Regions from separate parts of the Homo sapiens genome. Here region 1 is linked to region 2. Evidence: chromatin loops called from intact Hi-C (ENCODE). Cell type or tissue: Caco-2. All regions are shown on one strand. Each heading gives the region's core, and the rest is flanking DNA. Links, peaks and the distances in the headings are about the cores only. Region 1 overlaps NIBAN1 (niban apoptosis regulator 1). Region 2 overlaps NIBAN1 (niban apoptosis regulator 1).

Region 1 (8,777 bases), core at 426-8,425, 68 kb after region 2:
ACGTTCCCTCCTTTCTTTCCTTCTTTGAACACTTAATAAGTACTATGTACTAGGGAGTAGGGATGCAGGGGTGAATATGAATGGCAGCACCCTATCCTTTTGGAGTTTACAGTCTTGGGGAAAGACATATCTCACATGATTACACTAATAACTGTAACATTATAACTGCTGTAAGTACAGTGGTGGGAGGCACATGATGCCATGAGACTATATAATAGAGATTTGAGCAAATCTGTACACCTGTTACAAGGTAACTCAGCCCAGATGGAGTACTTCCTTTCTAGGGGAAATTTTGACATCCTGTTGGAGCCTATTTGACTTTAAGATAAGCCCATATGTTAGAAATTTGCTCCTTATATTGAGTCAAAATCTGCCACACTCTAAATGACACAACCCTGGTTCTAGTATCTGAATCTCCATGAAACGAATCCAGCCCTCTGTTCCATTGAAGATCTTCGTATAGATAAAGATCTCTTTCTTCTAGGTTTTTCCTTTCCAAGGCTGTGAGATTCCTCATTCACTTGGTCTTCTTCAGAAGTACTCCACTTTTTTCTTTATTTTAAAAAATGTTTGTAAAATATTCTGGTATCCAGCATGAGCTAGAGCCATGGAATGATGAGCTCAGAGGAGCATACCTCAGAATACATCTGTGACCATTCTTGTTCCTGTTATATTTCGCATTTATGAGGCTCAACCTTACATGCTTTGTGGACAATTGTATCACACCCCTGACTGACTTGCACTGAGCTTGCAACTAAATGAAACCCCAGGGTTTGGGGTTTTTTTTCTTCAAACTTCGTACCTTTATTCATTCAATTTATTCACCAATTTTTTATTCATGCCTACTATGTATCAGGCACATATTGTTTACTTATATGGATGTGTTTTTGGACTTAAGTGCAAGATTCATTTATCCGTATTGTACCCCATTTTGGATCCTGGTTCTGTCATCCACTAAACTGTGAGGAACTTGAAGTTAAAAGCCATATTTTTTTCAGCTTTGTATCCTCAGAGCCTAACTCAGTGTCTCATATGTAGTTGGTAAAGAAAATTTAATAACTATAATACACATACACACACACACACACACACACTCACACTCTTTTCTAAGTAATTGAACATGTTTTAAGGCAATGCCCTGGAGATTTCCCTCCAGGATGTCAATAACCTCAGCCCTTTACCCAGCACCCATGATTTGGGTGGTTTTAACTATTTGATTGTGTCTATTTGCATCATCAGCCAGTCTAAGTTTCTTTACTGTGCCAATCAAAATCATGCAAGATGTTATAGTTGCCTAGGTACAGGATGTCTCCGACAGCCTTCTAATCTACCAATCTAGTATGTCTATCTGAAGGAAATGAGGTTAGTCTGTCTTCACTTGTTCTAGTAGTCACCACTTCCTTTTCGCTGTTGACAAATAGTCTTTTAATATTTATTGACAAGTCAAGAATTCAAGAGATGGACTGCCTTTAGCTGGACAAGGTAGGCAGTATTTTTCTCTGCAGCCAAAAATTTATCTCAGAACAATGTCTTTACTAGAAACACCATTCTTCCATTTGTTTGAGAAGTGTTTTATATTCTCAGGGTGAGTTCTTATATTTTTATACTTTCAACTAGACCAACACCACTGTAACTCATCCTTGGGTCCCTGGATCTCCATGGGGTATACATGTATTCTTGACATATTCCTCCTCTCCTTCTGATAGGGCTGTGTCCACTAATACAGATATGATTTGGTCAGTAGATTAATATTTTGGTATTATAGTTTATAAAATATAATTGAGGGAGCTCTGATAATTTACTGATTTCTTCTAAGTAATGGGGCTGGTTCTCGTAAGAATTATCATTTATGATATGGTGATAAGCATTTGCTTAGGTTGGTCATGTATAAATGTGTTTTAAAATAAAAATTAAAACTTTTATTACCATTTCATTAGAATGAGCACCATTCATTGTTAATTCCAGGGAAGTTTTGTTTTGCTTTATTTTTAGTAATGCCATATCACACCCTATGTGGCCCTCAGTCTGTTCAATTGTAAAATGAAAGATTTGGACTAAGTGATCTCTAATCTATGATCAAACTCTAGAATTATATTATTCTAAACTTTGAGAAGAAAAGTCTCTTTTAAAATAACCTTAAAATTAAATGGAACAGGCCAGGCTCGGTGGCTCACACCTATAATCCCAGCGCTTTAGGAGGCCAAGGCGGGTGGATCACATGAGGTCAGGAGTTCGAGACCAGCCTGGCCAATATGGCAAAACCCCGTCTATACTAAAAAATACAAAAATTAGCTGGGCGTGGTGGTGGGCACCTGTAATCCCAGCTACTCAGGAGACTGAGGCAGGATAATCGCTTGAACCCGGGAGGTGGAGGTTGCAGTGAACCAAGATCGTGCCATTGCACTCCAGCCTGGGCAACAAGAGTGAAACTACGTCTCAAAAAAAAAAAATTAAATGGAACAACACACACACACACGCGCGCGTGCACACACACACACACACACAGGAATGCATGTAAAACTGGTGAAATCTGAATAAAAATGTTGGACTGCAGCAATGTCAATTTCATGGTTGTGGTATATCGTACTATAGGGTTGCAAGATGCTCCCTTTTGGGAAACCCGAGTGAAGGGTGTATATAGGGTATCTCTATATTATTTCTTATAACAGCATGTGAGAAATAAGAACTAATAATTTGAGATAATCTCAAATTTGAGATCTTATTTGAGATAATCTAAAATTATCTCAAAATAAAAAGTTTTTAAAAATTACATGATAAACTGTTATAACAGGACTTTAGAGGTAAGTGGCCATTGCTTGACCACATGCTAGCTTAAAGAAACTATTTAGCCTTCCCAAAACTCCATTTTCTTGTCTTCTGTAAAGTGGGGATATTAATTCCTGCCTGATGGGATTGTTGGAAGGATTATAGAGACTGTGTGTGTGTAAGCATCTCTCATGGTCCATACTCCATGGTAGGGACTCAGTAAGTGTTGATTACCTTCCCCTGTTCCCCTTCTTTGTTCTAGAAAGAAACTGGGGCACACAGCCTCACTGCATCTCCCATAGGAAAGATGACATCTGACCTGAAGCAAAAGACAGTTTAGAAGTGTAACTCAGTGAGATGAGCCCCGTAGCAGCATAGTGAGTAATGCTGTTACATAACTTTCACAAATCACCCGGCAGATCAGCTAACAGGGCTTGGCACAGTTTACTGATGAAATAAAATAACAAGGCAGCTTCCAAACCCAGCCTGAGTCAGGGAGTCCCAACACCACAGCCAGAGGCAGAATCTAGAATGACTCCACAGGCCTTGGAGCTTTGGTGTTTCAGTTGATTCAGATGTGTTATAAATCTGTATAAGTGGAAAAAAATAAAAGCAGCTCCTCTCTGGCTGGCCCCATGAATAACTGTCCCCAAGAGGCCTAGAGAAGTTTTCCTTTCCTTGCAGAATCCTTAATCATGTCTACCAAATATGAGTTTTCCATGCAGCTGCATGAATGAGGAAGTAGAGAGAGACTAAAGAGAATAGTGCATTCCTACACAGTTCTTGGTCGTGAGGATGTGATTGTTGAATGAATGGCCAAAATGTGTCTCCCCTCTATCTCCCCAAATGCTTATCGTTTCTCAGGGCTCTTTCCTCACTCCTGATCTGGTGAATGTTTTTGTATCGTTGAGTTGGCCAGAAACATAGAAGGCAAACTTACCAGGTTTTCAGATGATACTGTGGTATAAGAGACTCAGGGGACAGAATCACAGTTTTTAAATGATTTCAGCAGGTTCGGGGCTCTGGGCCGAGCACAGTAAGTTGTAATGTAATAGAGATAATGTTAAAAATCTGTCCTTCGAAGTCAAAAGCAGAAATACAGGCTAGGAGAGGCTTATATTGGCAAGAGTTTTATATGAAAAAGGTATAAGGATTTATAACTCTAGAAAGACAGGAGTCAACAGTGTGACGTGGTTGTATTAAAAAAGAGGTTAGAGATCAGAAAAAGAAAGTATCCTTTGACTTGGTATAATTTGCACCAGTCGGACAATACCTAGTCTATTGTATTCAGTTGTAGAGGTCAAGTTTAAGGAAGATATAGATAAATTTGAATGGATCACTGAGGGAAAGAAGGAAAAGGGAAGGTCAAATTAAAAAGATTCAAAAGATACGCTGTTTAAAGAACAGTTGAAGAGAAATAAGGATATTCAGCTGATTACTGTTTTTTTCTCGGGTTACCATATGGAAGAAGAGTAAACTTGTCTATTTTGTTCTGAAAGGGAGAAATGAGATTAATGGGAGAGAGAGTCCATGGAAACAGACTTTGGCTCAATAGAAGGAAAATTTGGAGCAGTTCAGTGATGGAAAGAACTATTTTCATTAAATTGTGAGCTTCCTGTCACTGGAAATAATCAAGCCGGGGCCAAACCAGTGTCTGTCTGGGATTCTGAAGGATCCCAACATTGAATGAGAGCTTGGGGTAGGTGACCTTTAAGATCACTTCCAACTCTCATAGTCTATTATTTAAGTTAGCATGAATGCCAGGGCCACTTACAACATGCCAGAGCCACTTTTTCAACTTTTGGCTCTGCTACTGACCAGCTGTGTGACCTTCAGCTAGGAAATTAACCATTTCTTGTTCCAGTTTCCTCATCCATTAAATGAGAGAGCTGAATGTAGTGATGTCTAAGTTACTCCCCAGCACTCTGTCTCCCTAGGCCTTCTCATAATTATAGCACGCTGGAAGAGTAGAGTTTGGGCTGATAGCTGCCATTTGTTTCTAAGTTGGCTTGCCAGGAGACTGCTTAAAAGCCAAAAACCATTTTGATTCTGAGGGCCACAGAACGAAACTCTCAATTTGCTTATTGGCAGGAGAGTAGGTGATTGTGAACCTGGAATTTGTTCCCATGAGATCTGTGGCAGGAAGTTCATAAAATAACTGCTAATCTGGTTTCTCTTGAACACCTGTACATTCTGACTGAGCTCAGCAATGCCTTCTCAAACAACTTAGAATAAATGAAGCTTTTATATTACCATTGCAGCACAGTGTTATCTTTTACAAAGCAAACCTTTGTCGTTTATTTGCTTAATGATCTGTCAGTTGCTATTGACCTGTGCTTATAATCTTAAGAACAAATGTATATAAAGCAACTTACAATGTAGCAGATTTGTTCTAAAAGTTTTACATATATTAATTTAACAGTTTATTAGCTGAAAATACAATGATGAATCAGTAGATTAGATCTTTTTTCCTTTATGGAAAGGAAGTATTTAAAATCTAGTTTAAGTCTGCCTGAATGGTAGAGTCCAGAATTCAGATCCAGGCCCTCATTCTCTGAGGCTTCGTTGTTGGATGACTATAATTTCTCTTGTGGCTCATTTGATTATTAATACTTTTCTTCTCTTCTGTATTAAGATGCTTCACTTCCACCACTATTACATTGGAGCTCTCCTTCTGGTTCCTTCTTTGACTTCTGTCTGACATCCACATCTCCAAATCCCATTTCTTCAGTTACTTTTTCCAAAGATCTTTGAAACACAGCCATCAGTGGGAGTGTCATTGTTTGCTTTGATATAGATACAGAAGGTAATGGACAAGATTTCAAGTGTCTCCTGCAGTTACTGAGGTCAGTAGAGGAGGAAATATGTAAATTTATGCTTCTTATAAGGATGTGAAGAATTTAAAACTTCATTCCCTGGCTTGCAGATCTGGCCATACTCACTGCATCCAGACACAGTACCATATTTTCTTCCATCTCTTTGTTTTCTTAGGTTGAAAATGAAAACAGCTGTTAAAAATAAGAGCACATGAGTCAATCTTGAATCCCAATGTAATAATTACAGTTTCCATCTCAGTTGGTAAAGTCCCTCCCAGTGTACTAAGCCCCATATCACAATCCCCTTGTGGAGAGAACGCTGCCAATGGTATTGTCAATTTTATAGCAAGACTTTAATTTTTGTTTTTCAAACCTCTAAGATTAAACATTAAATCACTTGCCAAGCCAAGAAAAATAATGAGGAAAAAATACTTCGATTTAAAAACTTGATTCTTCATATCTCAAAATAATAAGAGCTATTTATGACAAACCCACAGCCAATATCATACTGAATGGGCAAAAACTGGAAGCATTCCCTTTGAAAACGGGCACAAGACAGGGATGCCCTCTCTCACCACTCCCATTCAACATAGTGTTGGAAGTTCTGCCCAGGGCAGTCAGGCAAAAGAAAGAAATAAAAGGTATTCAATTAGGAAAAGAGGAAGTCAAATTGTCCCTGTTTGCAGATGACATGATTGTATATTTAGAAAACCCCATTGTCTCAGCCCCAAATCTCCTTAAGCTGATAAGCAACTTCAGCAAAGTCTCAGGATACAAAATCAATGTGCAAAAATCACAAGCATTCCTATACACCAATAACAGACAAACAGAGAGCCAAATCGTGAGTGAACTCCCATTCACAATTGCTACAAAGAGAATAAAATGCCTAGGAATCCAACTTACAAGGGATGTGAAGGACCTCTTTAAGGAGAACTACAAACCACTGCTCAGTGAAATAAAAGAGGACACAAACAAATGGAAGAACATTCCATGCTCACAGATAGAAAGAAAGAATATCATGAAAATGGCCTACTGCCCAAGGTAATTTATAGATTCAATGCCATCTCCATCAAGCTACCAATAACTTTCTTCACAGAATTGGAAAAAAACTACTTTAAAGTTCATATGGAACCAAAAACGAGCCCACATTGCCAAGACAATCCTAAGCAAAAAGAACAAAGCTGGAGGCGTCACGCTACCTGACTTCAAACTATACTACAAGGGTACAGTAATCAAAACAGCATGGTACTGGTACCAAAACAGAGATACAGCTCAATGGAACAGAACAGAGGCCTCAGAACTAACACCACACATCTACAACCATCTGATCTTTGACAAACCTGACAAAAACAAGAAATGGGGAAAAGATTCCCTATTTAATAAATGGTGCTGGGAAAACTGGCTAGCCATATGTAGAAAGCTGAAACTGGATCCCCTCCTTACACCTTATAGAAAAATTAATTCAAGATGGATTAAAGACTTAAATGTTTGACCTAAAACCATAAAAACCCTGGAAGAAAACCTAGGCAATACTATTCAGGACAAAGACTTCATGACTGAAACACCAAAAGCAATGGCAACAAAAGCCAAAATAGACAAATGGGACCTAATTAAACTAAAGAGCTTCTGCACAGGAAAAGAAACTACCATCAGAGTGAACAGGCAACCTACAGAATGGGAGAAAATTTTTGCAATCTACCCATCTGGCAAAGGGCTAATATCCAGAATCTACAAAGAACTTAAATAAATTTACAAGAAAAAAAACAACCCCATCAAAAAGTGGGCAAAGGACATGAACAGACACTTCTCAAGAGAAGACATTTATGCAGCCAACAGACACATGAAAAAATGCTCATCATCACTGGTCATCAGAGAAACACAAATCACAACCACAGTGAGATACCACCTCATACCAGTTAGAATGGCGATCACTAAAAAGTCAGGAAATAACAGATGCTGGAGAGGATGTGGAGAAATAGGGATGCTTTTACACTGTTGGTGGGAGTGTAAACTAGTTCAACCATTATGGAAGACTGTGGTGATTCCTCAAGGATCTAGAACTAGGAATACCATTTGACCCAGCCATCCCATTACTGGGTATATACCCAAAGGATTATAAATCATGTTACTGTAAAGACACATGCACACATATGTTTATTGTGGCACTATTCACAATAGCAAAGACTTGGAACCCACCCAAATGTCCACCAATGATAGACTGGATTAAGAAAATGTGGCACATATACACCATGGAATACTATGCAGCCATAAAAAAGGATGAGTTCATGTCCTTTGCAGGGACATGGATGAAGCTGGAAACTGTCATTCTGAGCAAACTATCACAAGGACAGAAAACCAAACACTGCATGTTCTCACTCATAGGTGGGAATTGAACAATGAGAACACTTGCACACAGGGTGGGGAACATCACACACTGGGGCCTGTTGTGGGGTGGGGGGCAGGGGGAGGGATAACATTAGGAGAAATACCTAATGTAAATAATGAGTTAATGGGTGCAGCAAACCTGCATGGCACATGTATACCTATGTAACAAACCTGCACATTGTGCACATGTACCCTAGAACTTAAAGTATAATCGAAAAAAAAAAAAAGAAAAAATTTTCAAAAAACCTTGATTCTTGAAACATGCTCTTTTTTCAAAATTTAATTTAGATTTTGACCAAATCTCTATGTTACTATTGGAAATGTCAGTTACTGTTCCATATTCGTTTCTTTTCTTTTTATTTATTTATCTATTTATTTTTTTGAGACAGGGTCTCACTCTATTGCCCTGGATAGGGTGCAATTGTGCAGTTATAGCTCACTGCAGCCTCAAACTCCTGGGTTCAAGTGATCCTCCTGCCTCAGCCTCCTGAGGGGCTGGGACTATGGGCATGTGCCACCGTGCTCAGCTAATTTTTTTTGTAGACATGTGGTCTCACTATGTTGCCCAGGCTCGTCTTGAACTCCTATCATCAAGTGATCCTCCATCCTTGGCCTCCCAAAGTGTTGGAATTACAGGTGCGAGCCACCACCATGCCTGGCCACTGTTCCACATTTTTTAAAATGCAGCTTCGAATGGACTTCGTGGTATCCTCACTGTGAATAGTTTTGCTTGAACTCTTGTAGAGGCTAAGCCTTGAATTCTTTTCTCTTTTCTCAGTTCCTGAGGTTTATGATCTAGTAAGCCAATCT
Region 2 (8,777 bases), core at 265-8,264:
CTGGCTACAGAAATGTTGAACGGTTTATAGACTTTTTTTCCTGGACCCTCCCAAGCCTAGCAATACTACCTTCCATTTTCTAGCCAAGTTCATTCCTTACTGTTACACATATCCCCAGACTAACAGAATGCAAGCATATCTGGGCCCCAAACACAGTTATCTAGAAATGCGTTTTTTTACATTAATGGCATAGATTCTTGAGAAAGAAAAAATGTAAAATATAAAGCAAGCATTTCAAACAAATGTATGTCTGTGTGGAGAGAAGAAAAATGAAATAAGAAAAAGAAAAAAACATAGGAAAATAAGAGAGAAACCTAGAGGAGACACCATAGAACCTGATGTGTTGGAAGGGAAATCACTGAAATTCCTGGGCTTGTGGCCTGGCTTATTTTAAGTCTGGCCTGATTTCTTTTAATGTGCATGTTGTGTTCATTTGCATGGTTGCAATCTTTAAGCAAAGAATATTTTCAGGATTTTGGAATAATCTGAGAGCCCCTGATAAAATGAGTGCAGAAAAAATTTAATGACTGTGATTAGTCACAAAAAGAGCAAAGGGAATCTCATTATTTCAGTTTCTGAATTTCAGTTAGATGTTTTCCTTAAAACCAAGAAAGGTTGTCTAATGGGCAAAAACATTGTTATTCTTCATGGATTCATAGTTCCTGTGATGCTCTCTGAAAAAGCAGCTATATCAGATTAATTTTCTTTTTCACACTCTTCCCTCTCATTTTTGTAAAGAAAAAGACAGCCAATCTGTAGCTTCCTTGGGGGGCATTAGACAGCTTAGAAAAGTGGCAAAATAAACAAGATTTATTCTCATCAGATGTATCATGAGAAAATTGGAGGCGTGCTGTGAGGTAATGACAAAATAATCTTGAAAATTTCCAAGCACTTCTTCCAAGTGGAATGGAAGGAAATTTAAAGTCAGCTTTCATCTATTTATAGCTGAAACAAGATGTGTGCATAAATGTATGGGCATATATATTTTTTCTAACAATACTATTGGTTTCCTCTCCTAAAAAAGAGGAAACCAAACTTAAGGTCTTAGAGTTCTAGAAAGGTGTCCTCTGGAAAAGTTGACCACAGCGGGATTTTAGTTTCTCTATGGAATAAGGTAGTGGGAATAGTAACATGAAATGGTAGTGTGTTTTTTCCTCTCTGTCCATCTTCTCCCATTTCTCTTACTTATATTAACCTTTGAAGGTATTGTTCCAGAAAATGCACAGTGCCAATGGGACCTTAATTTATTTCAGTGGTCATTTGCAGAAAACAATATTTTTGCCTCTGCTTACCCATTGGAGCTGATATATACTCTTTTATGTAGCATCTGTAAGTACATGAGGATTCATTGAATGCCTTTGATGGGCTAAGCTTTGTGGCCATATTAGAGATACTGGGCTTGCTTTTAGAACAGGACTTGGGAAGAACTTAGGGTCTCTCACACTTCGCTGCAGGTTTTGCTCACAGAATTTGGGACCTCTATGAGGGTAAGTGTTGGAAAGCAGGAAACGATGCTTTATTGTTTGTTCTTAAGCATGCCTTCTTTCCATCCAGTTGCTGGCTGAGCCCTACGAGGGTCCTGGCTTGGCTTTGATATATTTCATATAAGCTCTTGGGAGAATAAGTGTTTGTTTGTTTCTCTTTGTGGATGAATATCCAAAGTAAATCACAGAGAACTTAAGTTGGTTTTTATGTCTCTTATTTTTAACTCAAGGTGGGATTTCTACAGGGTAGGCTGCAGAATCAAGGCTATCCGTGAATCATTTTGCCTTTTCCTAGGAGAGACTGTTCAAAAACCTGACTCTCAGGCACCAATAATAAATGTGCTTTAAAAACACACATACACTCCCTTCAGTTCAATTATGGAGAATCCAATTTATCCCCGTTCTCTAAGGCATTTACCAGAAGAAAAAGAGAGTCCTTGGGCATTATTCTGTGTAATTAGATTTTTACACCTCTGTATTGTGAATTGGGATTTCCAATTTCTCCACCCTAAGGTGTAAAGTGATGGTGCTTAGCAACCTAAGACCATAGCTGATGTTATAATTCATCAGGACTTTTAGACTGTTATAATTTGAGAAACTCTGGTGAAAATAAACAATAGTGGATATTGTAATTTCTTTTATAAATATTAAATCTATTTTATTTTTTAGAACCATTTGTCTTATTTCTCAAAATTAATCTTCACCTGAAACCTCAACAGTTTTTAAGAAACTGTGCCAATGGCCTGATTAATCTTCTCATATGTGGATTTTCCTCAGTTGCCAGGAAATAACCACCTGGTTAAAATAAACTTATTTTTATTTATTTCTGTATGTTTCACCTTCATAGTAACAGTAAAAATGCAATATCTGAAAGTCGTGATTTTTTTTTTTGCAATTTTATAGGAAAAACCAAAGCTAAAATGTGGATATAAAACATAACAGTCTCAACTATTTTTAAAAAGAATTGAAAAAAGATTAGCAGAAAATGTATAAAAAACAGTGTTTGGATTTTTGTATCTTTTTGCACTTAATCAGTACATTTTTGTGCTTTTCTAAAAGTAATTGAAATAGGAAGCTACATATTTCAGAGAAGATTATAGAATGTATCATAGTTGTGATGACACAGAATGTTGGGGGAACGAGGCATAATCTGCTATAAATAGTATCTTCCAAGAAAGACTGCTGATAAACAGTAGATTTGAGTTGATCTGCTTCAGGACTGGGAACTGGTTTTAGAAGAACCTTCTAGAATGAGAAAATATACAGATTTGTCAGGCTCTTCAGACTTCATAAAAGTTTTACCCAGAGCCTTGTATTTGCTGTGGTTTCAGACTGGTTAAGGAAAACAGATAAGCCAAGAAAGGATTTTGTTTGTAAATTATTTCCCACAAATAATTTCATGGACAAAACTCATTTAAAAGCTTGAAAAGAATTAACTTGTAAGAGTCTGATTTATTATTATTATTATTATTTTCTTTTTTGAGATGGAGTTTCACTCTTGTTACCCAGGCTACAGTGCAGTGGCACAATCTCAGCTCACCGCAACCTCCGCCTCCCTGATTCAAGCTATTCTCCTTCCTCAGCCTCCCGAGTAGCTGGGATTACAGGCATGCGCCACCACGCCTGGCTAATTTTGTATTTTTAGTAGGGACGGGGTTTCTCCATGTTAGTCAGGCTGGTCTAGAACTTCTGACCTCAGGTGATCCACCCGCCTCGGCCTCCCAAAGTGCTAGGATTACAGGTGTGAGCCACCGCGCCCAGCCAAGAGTCTGATATTTTATAAACAGATATGAATTGAATTTCAAATGTGTGTGTGTGTGTGCATGTGTGTGTGTGTGTGTGTTCATTTATTTTGAGACAGGATCTTGCTCTGTCAGCCAGGATGGAGTGCAGTGGTGTGATCACAGCTCACTGCAGCCTCGAATTCCTGGGCTCAAGCAATACTCTGCCTCACCCTCACCCCACCCCCACCACTGCTGAGTAGCTGCAACTACAGGTGTGCATCACCACACTTGGCTAATTTTTTAATTTTTTTTTGTAGAGTCAAGGTCTCTCTATGTTGTCCAGGCTAGTTTCAAACTCCTGCACTCAGGTGATCCTCCCATCTCGGCCTCCCCAAGTGCTGGGATTACAGGCATGAGCCACCATGCCTGGCCAAGAGTGTATATTTTTGGTAATTAATATTCAAGCTGAAAACTGTACCTTTCTCCTTTCCTGGGGCATTGGCATGGGTTTTGTTGATAGAATGCATTGTAATTTGGTTTACTCTTGAATATTTACTCAGCCATTCTTTCATTCATTCAACAAATATTTGCTGAGTATATAAACACAATATACCCTTGGAGGAGAGATAAGCTATATTTGAACAGCTGCAGTAGAAGTGGTACACAATCTTGGGAGAATGCCAAAGAAGGTGTGATTGCTTCCAGCTGGGGAGATCCAAAGAGGTTTCTACTCGGGTTGGGACTGTCATGTGGGCTTGAAGGGTCTGAAAGTGGCTAGCAGGGGACTTAGGGGGAGAAAGGAGGAGAGAAGGCACATGTATGCACAGGGGCAAGAAGGCTTAAGTTGAGTGAAAGAAGTGGGAAATAAAGACAGTTGAGGTGAGATCCCAGGCCCGTGGTACTAGGACGAGGGGTTACTACCCTAGGCAATAGGGAAACATTGAAGATTTTTTTTTTCTTACAAAGATAGTGATATGATCTTGCAGCAGCATGTTAAATGAAAGCTGCCAGTCCAGGACAAGTCAGAAGGTTGTGCCCCTATGACTAATGAGGTGTGACCCTTATGACTTTCAAAAGAGTGTCTTAGTAACATCAGTGCCAAGATTTGGTTCTGAAATACAGTTCCCACCTCTAACATCTGGGCCTTTTTGTAACTCATGCTACCTTTGAGTGGGACCAAGGTGGTCAGCTTTGATTTAGCCTCTCCTGTTCTGCCCCATCAGCCCTGGACTCCGGCCACTTCTCAGAACCAGCCTCTGCCACACACACCAAGCTTTGGCTCATTCCCCATAATCCTCCAGGATCAGCCCTGGCACTCCCCCTCCCACTCTGGTTTTCACTTTTTTGTTCCTGTTTAAGAGCTGAGAGTTCCTGTTTTTGTTTTTCTCCTCTGTCTCTGCTGTGATGCTGAAGTAGGGTAGATACAGAGAATTTTTTTTTTTTGAGACAGATCTCGCTCTGTCACCTAGGGTGCAGTGGTGCGATCTTGGCTCACTGCAACCTCTGCCTCCCAGGCTCAAGTGATTCTCCTGCCTCAGCCTCCCAAGTAGCTGGGATTACAGGTGTGCACCACCACACCCGGCTAATTTTTGTATTTTTGGTAGAGACAGGGTTTCATCATGTTGGCCAGGCTGGTCTTGAACTCTTGACCTCAAGTGATCCACCCACCTTGGCCTCCCAAAATGCTGGGATTGTGTGAGCTACTGCGCCCAGCCCAAGAGACTTTTATAATGTCGTTGAGAGATAGTAGAGGCTTGATTGAAGGTGTGGTGGTTGGGATGGGGAAAAGGAAATGGAATCAAGAAATTTCTGGAAATAAAAGTGGCAAGATCTGATGATTGGATCTGGGAATGGGAGAGAAGGAGTCAAATGAATGCTGAGTTTTTGAGCCTGTATAGAGTTAATGGCTTCAAAGGGGCCAGCAGATATTTTTCTTAATTTTACAAAGGTGAACTGAAGCTAAGTTATATGGACAGAGTTGTCAAAGAGGTGTGTTAGTTTCCTTCCGTTGCTATAAGGAAATATCTGAGGCTGGGTAATTTATAAAGAAAAAAAATTTAGGGTGGGTGTGATGGCTCATGCCTGTAATCCCAGCACTATGGGAGTCGAGGCGGGTGGATCATGAGTCTAGGGATTCGAAACCAGCCTGGGCAACATGGTGAAACCCTGTCTCTACAAAAAATACAAAAATTGGCTGGGTGCAGTGATCCACTCCTGTAATCCCAGCACTTTGGGAGGCCGAGGCGGGTGGATCACTTGAGGTCAGAAGTTTGAGACCAGCCTGACTAACATGGTGAAACCCTGTCTCTGCTAAAAATACAAAATTAGCCAGGTGTGGTGGTGCATGCCTGTAATCTCAGCTACTTGGGAGGCTGAGGCAGGAGAATCACTAGAACCTGGGAGGCGGAGGTTGCAGTGAGCCAAGATGGCACCACTGCACTACAGCCTGGGGGATAAGAGTGAAACTGTGTCTAAAAAAAAAAAAATAATAAGTGTGGTGGCACGCTCCTGTGGTCCCAACTACTCAGGAGGCTGAGATGGGAGGATTGCTTAAGACTGGGAGGTCAAGGCTGCAGTGAGCTGTGATTGCAGCACTGCACTCCAAGCCTGGGTGACAGATTGAGACTATCTCAAAAAAAAAAAAAAAAAAAAAAGGTTTAATCGGCTCATGGTTCTTGGTTCTACAGCCTGTACAGGAAGCATAATGCTGGCATCTACTTCTGGTGAGGGCCTCAGGAAGCTTACAATCATAGCAGAAGGCAAAGGGGGAGCAGGTGCATCACATGGCAAGAGCTGAGCAAGAGAGAGGAGAAGGTGCCAGGCTCCCTTCAAACAACCAGCTCTCATGTGAACTAAGGGAACAAGAACACACCTATCCCAAGGGGATGGCACTAAGCCATTAATGAGAGATCCGCCCCCATGACCCAAACACCTCCCACCAGGCCACACCTCCAACATTGGGGATTACATCTCAACATGAGATTTGCAGGGGACAAAAGATCCAAACTATATCAAGTGGCTTCTTTTAGCATCAGTGATGATTACCTTGAAGGGTGTTATGAGCAGCTTAGGGTCAAGTGAATTGTACTAACGCAATGCCCAGCACAAGCTGTAATAAACAAGTAGGATTAGAGATACATACCTGTGCCAAAAATGGTGGTATATCAAAATGTGGAAGAATCCCTTCCATTGCTTTTAGTCCTTCCATTATTGAGTAATCTCCTTTCAGTATAAGACCTGGCACTGTGTTTTATAAACAATTTAGGAAAGAGAATGTGATACTAAATTTGGTGACAGGGATATGAAAGGAATTCAGTGCTCAAGAATCTTGAAAACGGTGATGAATAATGTAGTTTCAGCTGAGGTTATTTTGTGTGGCCCCTGTGGGCTGATCACTTGTTTGAATGTTTTCATTGTGGAATATTAAATAGTCAAAATTGATTGATCAACTAATATGTGTCAGGCACTGTCCTAGATAGTTTTCAATATACAGAATATTTTATTTGCTCCTCATGAAACCCTGTGATATGGGCATCTTATTATCCTCATTTTGCAGGTGAGAAAATTGAGGCTCAGAGAGAGAAGCTCAATGAAACACAGCCCCTAACTTACACTTTTTCTTCAGTTCATTAATGTTGATGTTTTATTTAGTTGGTTTTAATTCAGGAATGCACTGAGGGTCTTCTATGCTGAACCTTTGTGAAAATGTAGGTTGTATTTGTTTGGAGCCTGCAATGGGTGGGGCAGCTCTTCTGTATACAGCAGGGCAGGATGGCCCTAGTGCAAGAGTTACAGTAAACAGCCGGCTTTTTTCTTCTCCTTAATTCCTTAGTTCAGCTTGAGGACTTTATCCTGGTGCTTGCCTAAGGGACACCCACATCACCATTATCATCATCATTTTAATTATGATCAATTATGGAACATTTTCTATGTGCCAGCTATCATGCTGAGCACTTTACTGCATTAGTTCATGGAATCATTAGAATAACCTTATGAGGCTGCTACTCTTGTTTTCTTCATTTAACATGTGAGCAGAAAGAAGTAACTCACATGAGATCTCACAGCTGGCAAGTAGTAGAGATGGGATTTGAACCTGTCTGATTCCTAACCACAGTGGTATTTTGCTCCAACATCAGACTATTTTTTTTTAAATTAGAGGTGGGGTCTTGCTCTGTTTCCCAGGCTGGAGTACAGTGGTGCAATCATAGCTCATCACAACCTCAAACTCCTGGCTTCAAGCAATGTTCCTGCCTCAGCTTCCCAAAGTGCTAGCTTACAAGCAAGAGCCACCAAGCCAGACCGTCCCCTGCCTCAACACCAGACTTTGCTCTCAGTCTTAGGATCCCTACATTGGGTACTTATTTATTTGGATTTAGATAGGCTTAATCTAAAGTCCAGATACACTTGCCAAATAACTTTAGGTTCCCCCCACCCCAGAACATATGATATTGTTAGCTATATCATACATAGTTTGAACTAGTTATTAGATTAATTACCTAAAGAAGCTGCAATTGCTTCTTTATAAGCGCTACCTGGTGGATGATGTGTTAATGGGACAGTATGCAGATATTCAAATTACAGAAGCATTTTTCTCATATATCAGAAGAGAGCATTATGGCACCTCACCAGAAGCAGGGCGTCCCTGGGGAGGCTTGGTGATGTGGCAGAAAATCAGCTTTCAAAGCTTTATAGAGTTCATCATAAAATGACATTCACCTCCTTTCATTTCAATCCAAGTGCTTTCAAGAGTACAAAAATAAACATTAGAAATTAACAGGCTGCTTTTCTGATAGACCAAACAGTGGCTACTTGGACCTAAAGGGCAAATTTTGTTCATCATTTATATGTTTTAGTAAAGTGAGATTCGTTCTCATTGTGGGAATTCCCACACTGTCCCACTCCTATGTAAGAAAATTATAGACAAGCATAGAGAATTACACTGCATAAAAGCTGATAGCATAATAACCAATTAGATGATTATAAAGCCTGAGTATATTAAAGTATTATGCAAATACTGATTAATAGTAATACCATAAATGCACAGAGCAAGCAAAAGCATGCCTGATTCAAATTATAGGAGCTTTTATTTGCATTTCTACAGAATCTATTATTAGTGGGTCTCAAAGCACCTTACAAGTAATAATTATTAAAGCTCACATGACCAGTAAATGCCATGTTATGAAGTGAATATGAAAGAATTCCTCTTTACCTCATTTATAGTATAAGACCTAAATTCCCAAACAAAAGTAGGATTCTCTGCATATGGAGAGTATTCATACATTATGGGTGTTTTTGGCTATGGTTCTATAGGCTTAGAAACGGGTTGCTATGGATTCAAGGCTTTCCTATTGAGTACCTCAATCTATGTAGTTAGAACTCTTCACTTATTTTTGAAATTTAACCCACATGATAGCTCTAAACAAATCTTGCCAGTATATTTTAATATCTCTTTATTGACTATAATATCAAATTTTAAAAGCAAAAATGATGTCAAGTTCATATGAAAGTACTTTAAAATATTTTGGAATATTACAGCAAGTTTATTTTTCCTCAAGCTGTACCCTGTTCT

Evidence for each region. Hi-C counts contacts between places; a loop is a spot of excess contacts. Peaks named below come from ENCODE experiments on the same cell type or tissue, not always from the same donor. Only the 100,000 strongest peaks of a DNase experiment are listed, where the experiment ranks them.
Region 1: it touches region 2 in a loop (2.5-fold over the local background); 11 of 110 quality-filtered maps call a loop at or near these places.

What each region holds. Positions count from the first base shown.
Region 1 is chr1:184,833,274-184,842,050 of GRCh38, reverse strand. The region is part of intron 5 of NIBAN1 (niban apoptosis regulator 1); the gene reads left to right. LOC107985238 (a long non-coding RNA gene) reads right to left here. Exons shown (of 2, transcript XR_007066769.1): 2 at 5,166-5,774. Among named protein-coding and RNA genes, the nearest start is that of EDEM3, 83 kb to the right of the region's middle. In Caco-2, for the core only: no CTCF peak of the experiment used is centred there; no DNase peak of the experiment used is centred there.
Region 2 is chr1:184,900,819-184,909,595 of GRCh38, reverse strand. The region is part of intron 1 of NIBAN1 (niban apoptosis regulator 1); the gene reads left to right. Among named protein-coding and RNA genes, the nearest start is that of NIBAN1, 69 kb to the left of the region's middle. In Caco-2, for the core only: no CTCF peak of the experiment used is centred there; DNase peaks (open chromatin) are centred at 3,435 and 3,925.